Regions from separate parts of the Homo sapiens genome. Here region 1 is linked to region 2. Evidence: read pairs that join two places in POLR2A ChIA-PET (ENCODE). Cell type or tissue: HepG2. All regions are shown on one strand. Links, peaks and the distances in the headings refer to the core of each region. The heading gives the core; the rest is flanking DNA. Region 1 overlaps ERRFI1 (ERBB receptor feedback inhibitor 1). Region 2 has its middle 42 kb from the start of LINC01714.

Region 1 (5,381 bases), core at 264-5,263, 150 kb before region 2:
TCAAACTCTACAAACCAAACTCCTCCTTTCACTTCATACTCCATTCCCCACTCCCCAAACCAGTTCAGGGTCTAAGAGGATCACACTTCTCAAGGCACCATTTTTAACCTGAGGCCATGTACATTCAATTGCCAAGTTCCACAGACTACTTTTACATGGTTTCTCAAATCTTACCCTTCCATTGACAGGCATCATTCTTCCTGGGGTCTGGCAATATGCAACCTATTCTACAACACTAGTACCAAGTCAATATTCCTTAACAACAGCTCAAGCTAAGATTTGCTGCTGCTCAAAAAACCTTCAAAGGCTCCTAAATAAAACCTCCTCAGCCTGGCAATTTAGGGCCTCCACAATATAAACCTAATCTATATTTTCAAGCGCGCTTCTATTTTCCCCAAATCTCTGTTACAATTCGATTCATCCTTTAAGGTCAGCTCTACCCTGCCTTCTCCATGAAGCCGCTCCCTTTCATGAAACACTGGAGCAGCGGTGCTCTGTTCTTGTGTTATTTTGTGCTGGGCCCCAATTCCCCTTCCACTCTTCAAATCATCTAGGACAGAACTGATGTCTGATTTATGCTTTCCCCCTGTAGATCTTGGCATCATTCATGTCTATTATTTATTAAATGGATACTGAGAAAATATCCATCTCATTTTTAAAAAGTAATGACATGAAAGATTCACATACACTGTGAGTCAGTGAAGAGCTCAGGGGAGAAGCAGATTTATAAAGGATAAAGTTAATGCGTGCTGGAGTGAGGCGACTGCCCAATAATAATGTAACAACCTTAGGATATGTAACAGGAAGGAATTTTTATGAAATTCATTTCCAGAATTCAAAGAAGACAGTTTGTAGACTGAGTAAAAATTATAAGCTTCAGTGGTTAACAGTGTAGCTTTCTAAACTGGTTTCTGTTACAGTATATTTACTTGAAGCAATTGGGGGGGTACTTTCTTAAAACAGTGTTTTGCCTTCTCTTAAAACACTATTCCTTCTAGACTGTGTTTTTGCTGCTGAATTTAAGGTGACTTTCATTTTTCTAAAAAAGTTACACCAAAAGCACACTGCACCTTCTTCATTAAGGTGAAATCATATGCCTTTAGCTTGAGGACAGTCTCTTTGAAACTGCTTAAAAAAAAAAAAAAAAGAAAAATGCAGGCTACCTTAAGGCAGTAACCTAGATATGCTTACCTGGCCACCAGATCTCATTAATAAATCTCAGAAGCCATCCATGGGAGGAGGAGGGGCACATTTTTGTCATACAACTCATCCAGTTCTGCCCAGTGCTTCCTTATTTAAGAGTGTGATGTAATTTCCTCCTTTCAATCTGGTTCTAGAACCTGATTTCTGTTTATTCAGGGTGATAAATGGTCTTTTCAGTTCCATTTAAGAATCACCTACATTAAGTACTTCCATAACCAAGGAAGATAATAAGGTAACTACATTTAAAGGCAAAATTTATAAAAGGAAACTGATTTAGGAATATGACAAACTCCATGATTTTAGATCCTCCCCAAATATACCAATCTCTGCATGTTTATTTTTTAAAATGTCTAAAATAATCACCTGTGAGGAAATTAAAACAAACAAACAAACAAAAAAACACCAATTTTTTTTTTTTTTTTTTGAGACGGAGTCTTACTCTTGTCACCCAGGCTGGAGTGCAATGGTGCACAGCACAATCTCCACCTCCCAGGTTCAAGCGATTGTCCTGCCTCAGCCTCCCGAGTAGCTGGGATTACAGGCATGCACCAACTCGCCAGGCTAATTTTTGTATTTTTAGTAGAGATGGGGTTTCTCCACATTGGTCAGGCTGGTCTCAAACTCCTGACCTCAGGTGATCCTCCTGCCTCGGCCTCCCAAAGTGCTGAGATTACAGGCGTGAGATACCACGCCCGGCCCAGATTTCATTTTAATAGCCTATGATTTAGGTAGGGGTAGGAAAAGAAAGAGGGAGGCAAGTTAAGAAAACTTCCTTAGTTGTACTCTCTACCATGGTAAGCATAAGTAGCCTTTAAATTAAAAACATAGATTACTTTTAAAATAATGCCATGTTTTAATGTAATTAAAATACTCCTGCATGAATTCAAGAAAAGCTTGATGGCTTCAGTAAACATTAAAATATAGTTCAGTGTGGCAAAGATGAACATTTGTGTCTGTGTTTGCAGCTCCATTCCTCAGAGGCTCTTAAACATGTCCAGAACATAATGGACCATTTGTAGGTGGTGAAATAGAGGCAACAGAGAAAATAATTTATCTTCAAACTGTCAAATAAAAAATAAATGACGTAATTTATTCAATAATTCAGAATGCTTTCTAGCTAAGTATTTTAAAAAATGGTAAACTAACAAAAAACCCATTCCCTCAACTACCATAATCCAGTCTTTCAACTCACTTAAGCCTCCCACACAATTTTAGTGTGACAGCAGAAAAGTAGGATAGCAGGAATACATTCTTTTGTCCTTTGTATTTCTCCTACAGAGTAGCACAATCAGTAACTATATATACACACAGAGGGGAGAAAAATATTATTTCTTTTTGACATATAACAATAGATTATTTCTTACTATAAAAGTGAATTCTAATCTAAAGACAACGAGCACAATGGTCTAATGATGGGACGCAAGTCTTTAAAACTTCAAATTTATTTAACAAGCATTTAAGTTACCCGATGGGTAACTCTAGATTGTTACAATTAATATAAAACCATTAATGATAACTAACATTCACTGGACATACAACTGCCAGGCAAGCATGGTTCTAAGTGCTTTATGTGTATGAACTCATTTAATCCTCTCTACAATGCCATAAGGTGGGCTACTATTATTACTCTCACTTACTTGAGGCACAGAGTTAAAGAACTTGCTCAAGGTCAAAACTGGTGAGCAATGGGGCCAGGACTTCAACTAGACAGCCCGGCCTCAGTGTCCAGGCCCTTCACCAACACACCACACTGCCTCTTCCTGTCCCTACGGCTTTTTAAACTGGCGAAGTAGGATCCGACTGACTATACTGCTCAACTTGTAAGGGTAGCACAGATCCTTTTTTATGGATTTACTGGTAATAGTTTTTCTTGGGTAACCTGTAGCCTATGAAAGTTCCTGTTTCACTTCAACTCCCTCAAATTCTCCTATTAAAAGTTATTAATTGTAGATCTGGCCTATGTATCCTCTAAAATGGGTGGGTTAAGGCATCAATTTGACATTCTATTACCACTTCAAACAACTATTTTGAAGCCCTCAGTCTTTAACGATCCACGGATGCCCCACCACAACAGAACTCTTTACAACATGGTTATTTCATATAACACAAGTCTGTTTTTACTCGTAATAAGCGGTTACTACATATACCCAACGGGCCTCCTTTTAACATGCTTTCACAGCATGGATCCCAATGATGGCATTATAATCACACTGTATTGTAAAATCCGGAATTTAACAATAGCATACCTTATATTTGTAAAGCACTCAACAAGTTACAAAGCACCTTCTTACACATTATCTCACTTGATCCCCACAACATCCCTGTAAGAAGAGGCAGGGATTAGAATCTCCATTTTGCAGATGAGGAAACAAAGTGAGGTTAAATATCTTGCTATAAGCAAAAGGGCGATCATGGCTCTTCTGTACTATAATCCAGCATTTTCCCCACACTTTCACTACCTCTCCACTCTATAGTATCTTCATTTTAGGCAACAACCTCATTTCTCCTTGTAACATTCTTGTTTATAAATGGAGAAACTGAAGCAAAAGGCTGTTAAGTTAAATGCTCAAGACCTAAGTGCTAGTCAATAGCAGAGGCAGGAACAGAAACTCAACTCATAGTGCTCATTCAGCTCAAAAATTCTTAGAGGGCAAGGATTAATTCTTTTCACAAATATTTATCAAGTGCTTATTCTGGATTAGACACCATGTGAGGTGAAAAATAGAGATGGCTGCTGCCTGAAGAAGCCTTCCATCTAATGAGGGAGGAAGAGAATAGCCAAGCAAGCAAACAATTTTAGATGGCGATACCTTCCAAGGAAACAAGCAGGGTACAGCAGCAATAGGATAAGGAGGCAGAGGAGCATATATTTACACAGGTGGTTTGGGAAGGCCTCTCTGAGTAGGTGACTTTTAAATGGAAATCTAAAGGCTGAAAAAGAGGCAGCCCTGATAAGAGTCAGAAGACAATTCTACTGAGCGAATAGTTGTTTAAAAAACAATCTGTAACTAGTCCAGTTTCACATCTGGGGTATTGAATAAGAGCTTTTGGATAATGTCTTCCAATCCTTACCTTCCTATTGTTTCCAAGTTGAAAAGGGCTCCATTTCTGTAGCCAAAGCCCCACATTTTTTTGTTTGTTTATTTTTTAAAGACAGAGTCTCACTCTGTCACCAGGCTGTAGTGCAGTCGTGTGATCTTGGCTTACTGCAACCTCTGCCTCCCAGGCTCAAGCAATCCTCCCACCTCAGCCTCCTGAGTAGCTGGGACTACAGACGTGTGCCACCATACCCAGCTAATTTTTGTGTTTTTTTGTAGTGACAGGGTTTCACCATGTTGCCCAGGTTGGTCTCATACTCTTGGGCTCAAGCCATCTGCCCGCCTTGGCCTCCCAAAGTGCTGAGATTACAGGCCTGAGCCACTGAGCCCGGCCAAAAGCCCCACATTTTAAAGACACATTCATTGAGACCTGGAAGAGTGGTCTTTTCGTAATATTGCCCAATTTTATGGTGTGAGGAATTGGACTACAGTATCAACAAAGACTTGAAATCTGAGAATCCTCCCCACCACCTTCTGAAATCTGAACCCCCCTCAGTAACTTTTCCCTATCTTAAAACTAATTGTTAAGGTAGTAACTTACATTTAGGACCCTCAAACTCATTCGCCTCATCTACCTTTACAAAGCACGTGTTTATGCTGTGTGAACAATGCCAGAATACCACAACTGGACTGCGTTTATGTAGCGAGTTCTTTATTAGCTTTTGTATAGCCAGACACCCGCAAAGGATGCTAAATGTATCCAAATGGATCCAGATGATGAGGTACCAATTCAAATTTATTTAGATCAAGAGCAGAGTTGTTTCTCTGGCAGAGGGAGCCTATGCCATTCCAATTCCTGGAGTTACCCCTGACACCTCCTTTCCTTCCTCTGCTCCTTTCTAAAGCAATCTGATGGTATGCAGACAATCAGGTCAGTTTCAAGCATGTTAGATTGTGCCTGTAATTTACGCAAATTGCTTTGAAAAGCCACCATTAGTTTCAGCAGAAAGGAAGTATTATCTAGCTCAACTTTTGAGAAGCAGCAGTCAAGAGGTATTTTCACACAAAAACTCAAGCATAATTAAATCTTATAAAGAGTGACCAGTATATATTGTGAACTGCAAGTAGGAAAACCGATGA
Region 2 (5,381 bases), core at 59-5,058:
TCAGCCTCCCGAGTAGCTGGGACTACTGGCACCCGCCACCACGCCCGGCTAATTTTTTTGTATTTTTTTTAGTAGAGACGGGGTTTCACTGTGTTAGCCAGGAAGGTCTCAATCTCCTGACCTCGTGATCCGCCTGCGTCAGCCTCCCAAAGTGCTGGGATTACAGGGGTGAGCCACCACGCCCGGCAATATGTACTGTTTTGTGACTGACTAATTTCACTCAGCGTAATGTTTCAATGTTCATCCATGTGATAGCATGTGTCAGCATTGCGTTTTCTTGTTGAGTGATATTCCATTGTACAGATATGCTACACTTTGTCTATGTATTCATCAGTTCATAGACATTTGGATTGTTTCTACTTTTTGTCAGCCATTCCTTTGAATCCAGCGTCCATTCAACCACCCGGCTGGCCAAGCAGGCCCCGTCTTCCTCCAGCCTGGAGAGCTCCCTCCCTGGTGATGACGTTTGGGTGCTGTCGTTCCTAAACTGACAGCACCGCGTGTGATGGCATGGACCCTGTCGTAGTCATCAGAATTCTTTAACAAATTGTCATGGCCCTTTTTTTTTTCTTTTTTTTGGCAGTGTCTTGCTCTGCCACCCAGGCTCAAGTACAATGGTACAATCGTGGCTCAGGGCAGCCTCAAACCCCTGGGCTCAAGTGATTCTCGTACTTCAGCCTACTGAATAGAAAGGTAAGACTACAGCCATGTGCCACCCCATGCAGCTCAATTTTTTTTTTTTTTTTTGAGATGGAGTCTTGCTGTGTCACCCAGGCTGGAGTGCAGTGGCTCGATCTCGGCTCACTGCAACCTCCACCTCCCGGGTTCTAGCGATTCTCCTGCCTCAGCCTCCCGAGTAGCTGGGACTACAGGCATGTGCCACCACCCCTGGCTAATTTTTTTTATTTTTAGTAGAGACGGGGTTTCACCATGTTAGCCAGGATGGTCTCGATCTCCTGACCATGTGATCTGCCTGCCTCGGCCTCCCAGCTAATTTTTTTATTTTGTAGAGACGAGGTCTCGCTTTGTTGCCCAGGCTGGTCTTGAACTCCTCCCCTCGAGTGATCCTCCTGCCTCGGCCTCTCAAAGCCTGCTGGGGATTACAGGCATGAGCCACTGTGCCCAGCTGGGGCTCTTCTCTTTCTAAGTTTTCATAGAATCGTACTCCCCCATCCCCTTTATGGTTGGGGTGGCCATTTGACTTACTTTGACCAATGCAATCTGAGTGCAAGTGACGTCTGTCACTTGGGTGGAAGCTTGCTATGATTTGGCTCTGTATCCCCACCCAAATCTCATCTCGAATCGTAATCCCCAGGTGTCAGGGGAGGGACCTGGTGGGAGGTGATTGGATCGTGGGGGCTGTGTCCCCCATGCTGTTCTCATGGTAGTGAGGGAGTTCTCACGAGATCTGATGGTTTTATGATGGCAGTTCCCCTCCCCCGCCCCCCACGCTTTTCTCCCTCCTGCCACCTTGTGGAGAAGTTGCCTGCTTCCCCTTCAGCTTCCACCATGATTGTAAGTTTCCTGAGGCCTCCCCAGCCATGTGGAACTGTGAGTCAATTAAACCTCTGTCCTCTATAAATTACCCAGTCTCGGGCATTTTGTTAATAGCAGCATGAGAACAGACGAATACAAAGCTCTAAGAGCCAGCGTGCGTTTTGTCCTGTTTCTTCCCCATGCTGCAGTGGCTGTAGGAGTGTATGACAGATAGAGCCTCCCTCTGCCTGGATGACTCTGCCCATGAGAACCTTCTGGATCATACTGGACAGACCGTGTAGAGCTTGAAGGTTGTGTGGGCCCATGCCTGATCTAGCTTGTCTAACCGACAGTTCTATGGGAGTTCACTCAGCACAGGATCTGGAGTGGCTGCTGCAGGGGGTGGGGCTGACCCAGGACCTGAGGATGAGGGGACGGGGTAGGCACAGGGTGGAGGAAGGGTGGGGGCCAGAAACAATTAGAGTCAGGTACCTGCCACCCCCTGGAAGACTTCAACTGAGATGGTTACTTGCAAAGACCACGATCCCACTCAGCTTTTCTTCCAGGGGTAAAACTGCTTCAAGAGTAACCATTACTCAATCTCCCTCTCCAGGGAGATATTCCATTATTGAGCATTTTATTATAGTTCTTGGGTGAATCTGGATTTCTCGCTCTGTGTCTTATGTTTCTTTGAAGTGAATCCAGCAGTAACATATCCCTGCTCTTTTTGGATCACACGATGATCCAATTCTGGTGCCCAAGTGAGAGAAAAGGAAAAAGACAGCTGGTGTGTTTTTGGCAGGACTCCAGTGTAGCAATGGCCAAGGCTTCTCAGAGGGAATTATGTTCTTGTCCAAAGAGCCACCTTTGAGAAGGGGGTGACGGTGTCACCCTGTCTATCTTATGCACGTCCAAGTGCTCACCCATGAAGCTGGACTAGAGATTGAAAAGCACTCCACGCCTGGGCGTTGTGGCTTATGACTGTAATCCCAACACTCTGGGAGACTGAGGAGGGTGGATTACTTGAGTCCAGGAGTTTGAGACAAGCCTGGGAAAATGGTGAAACCCCATCTCTATTTAAATCATTATTTATATATATAAAATAAAAAAGCACCCCACATCCCTTTATTGCTGGAGATCACACTGTTTTTGGTAACTTTCATTGTCTCACTCTTTAGAAGTAATGACATGAATCATTTTAGTGCCAGTGCGAGTTAATTTACCAGCGTGGTTTCAGCATTAAGGCATGGACTGAATTTCAGGAAAATGCTTGTGATTAGCATCGCTTATTGCTATTTTACTTGAAGCTAAAAGATAAATCAGAGAAACAATATCCCAGTAAGGGCCCCCAGCAGGCGGTCCATCCTGACGATGACAGAGGGGGAGGAGGAACAATGGCTACACTTTACTCTGAAGTGGCTACATCACCTTTTTCTGGGCCAAGAAGCCCAGGTGCAGATGTTTTCTCTGCAGGGAGTGTGCTGAGCTGGGTTTTGTGGGCTGCAAACTCCTATCAGAAGTTGATAAAGTTCTGGGCCATTGGTTCTTAGCTGATTGGAGAAGCATTTCATAAGCTTAGAGTGTGAAACACCTAGAGATGAGTCATCCATATGGGCCAGTTCCCCTAAAAAAAAAAAAAAAGTCTCTACTGTTGTAAGCACACACACACACACACACACACACACACACACACACACCTTAAACTTTATCAGGGTCTCAAGTAAGTGATGAAATCGGATGTGAGTGGTGGCTCACGCCTGTAATCTCAGCACTTTGGGAGGCCGAGGTGGGTGGATTGCCTGAGGCCAGGCGTTTGAGACCAGCCTGGCCAACATGGTGAAAGCTCGTCTCTACTAAAAATACAAAAATTAGCTGGGCGTGGTGGCAGACACCTGTAGTCCCAGATACTCAGGAGGCTGAGGCGGGAGAATCACTTGAACCTGGGAGGTGGAGGCTGCAGTGAACCCCGATGGTACCACTGCACTCCAGCCTGGGTGACACAGCGAGACTCTGTCTAAAAAAAAAAAAAGACAGAATCAGATAATGTGTGGACAAGCCCTTCCCAAATTACAACCAGAAAGTGAAATCTGACAGAAGGGAAGAACAGGACAGCCCTGGGAGCTTCTAGTCATTGGAAGAGACCGGGGCTGCATGCAGATGGGGACCCTGTTGACAGCAGCCCCTGCCTGCCATGCTGAGACCCTGCGTGTGTGAGCATCCCCAGCTTGGTGGCTGAGCCATCTCCTTGTACCCCAACCACAACCTCCTCTGTGGCTCCAGTCACATCCTGTCCCTTCAGAAGGCCACTCACAGGACATGCCCTTCCTGTGGTGACTGGTCACCTTATTCATGAAGGAATGACTGAGGACATGACTGAGGTGTAGCAGAGTCAAGCTACACCGTGAGTGTCTGTGGGCACTGCAATACCTTGGAGCTGCTGGACTCCTGAACATTGTCTAAATCATCTTTCGCAGCCATCCATCTTCTGCCACATGGATTCCAGTTTCCATTGTGAGAAAGGGGTTCAACGAGCCATGGCATTTTCCACCAGAGGGTCAGCATCTGGGCCTCTGTTATTTTTCCTTTTGAGGCCCAGTTTTCTTGAAAACGAATAAAACTTACAGCTCTTAAAAATACCTAGGATGGGCTGGGCGCAGTGGCTCATGCCTGTAATCCCAGCATTTTGGGAGGCCGAGGCAGGCAGATCACGAGGTCAGGAGCTCAAGACCAGCCTGACCAACGTGGAGAAACCCTGTCTCTACTAAAAATACAAAAATTATACCGGGCACAGTGGCTCACGCCTGTAATCCCAGCACTTTGGGAGGCCAAGGCGGGCGGATCAAGAGCTCAGGAGTTTGAGACCAGCCTGACCAACATGGTGAAACCCCGTCTCTACTAAAAATTAGCTGGATATGGTGGTGCACGCCTGTAATCCCAGCTACTTGGGAGGCTGAGGCAGGAGAATTGCTTCAATCTGGGAGGCGGAGGTTGCAGTGAGCCGAGATGGCCCCACTGTACTCCACCCTGGGCAACAGAGTGAGACTCCATCTCAAACAAAAACAAAAACAAAAATGAGCCGGGTGTGGTGGCACATGCCTGTAATCCCAGCTATTTGGGAGGCTGAGTGGGGAGAATCACTTGAACCTGGGAGGCAGAGGTTGCAGTGAGCCAAGATCACACCACTGCACTCCAGCCCGGCCAATAAGAGTAAAACTCCGTCTCAAAAAAATAAAAAACAAGAAAAACCTAGGATGGGCCGGGCATGGTGGCTCATGCCTGTAATCCCAGCACTTTGGGAGGCCGAGGCAGGGGGATCACTTGAGGTCAAGAGTTTGACACCAGCCTGGCCAACATGGTAAAACCCCACCTCTACTAAAAATACAAAAATTAGCTGGACATGGTAGCAGGTGTCTGTAATACTAGCTACTCAGGAGGCTAGGGCAGGAGCATCACTTGAACCTGGGAGGTGAAGTTTGCAGCTAGCCAAGATCGCGCCACTGCACTCCAGCCTGGGCCGCAACAACAGCAACAACAAAATACCTAGGATGCAGCACTCTTCATGGATTTAATCTAATTATCATGTGAGATGAGTCAATGATCATGAATTGTAGGGGTAAAGAAAATGAGTCACAATGAGACCATTGGTGATGGGTCAGAAGGGGCTCCCTGGTTTCACCCTCCACTGCCCTGGGGGGTCCACGCTTCCCCTTGAGCTGTGGCTGGGTGATGCTGCCCTCAAAGGCCAGCTGTCATGGGCTTTCCCCACCCCGACCCTGAAATTTCCCCCATTTGTCTGAGCTATGGCCACCTTACTGGCTCAGAAGTCAGGCTACAATACTGCAATGGAACCGGGTGATGAAGTGTCATAAATAGTTAATACAAATTCTGCCAACAAGTTTGGGGTT

What was found. Peaks named below come from ENCODE experiments on the same cell type or tissue, not always from the same donor. Only the 100,000 strongest peaks of a DNase experiment are listed, where the experiment ranks them.
Region 1: POLR2A ChIA-PET joins it to region 2 with 16 read pairs; 13 of 35 experiments call an interaction of 5 or more read pairs at or near these places.

The regions. Positions count from the first base shown.
Region 1 is chr1:8,018,944-8,024,324 of GRCh38, forward strand. The region is part of intron 1 of ERRFI1 (ERBB receptor feedback inhibitor 1); the gene reads right to left. Among named protein-coding and RNA genes, the nearest start is that of ERRFI1, 4.7 kb to the right of the region's middle. In HepG2, for the core only: no CTCF peak of the experiment used is centred there; DNase peaks (open chromatin) are centred at 1,278 and 2,917; H3K4me3 peaks cover 5,000 bases.
Region 2 is chr1:8,164,378-8,169,758 of GRCh38, forward strand. No RefSeq gene overlaps it. Among named protein-coding and RNA genes, the nearest start is that of LINC01714, 42 kb to the right of the region's middle. RefSeq lists enhancers at 1,332-1,626, 2,572-3,245. In HepG2, for the core only: a CTCF peak has its summit at 1,480 (motif pointing left); no DNase peak of the experiment used is centred there.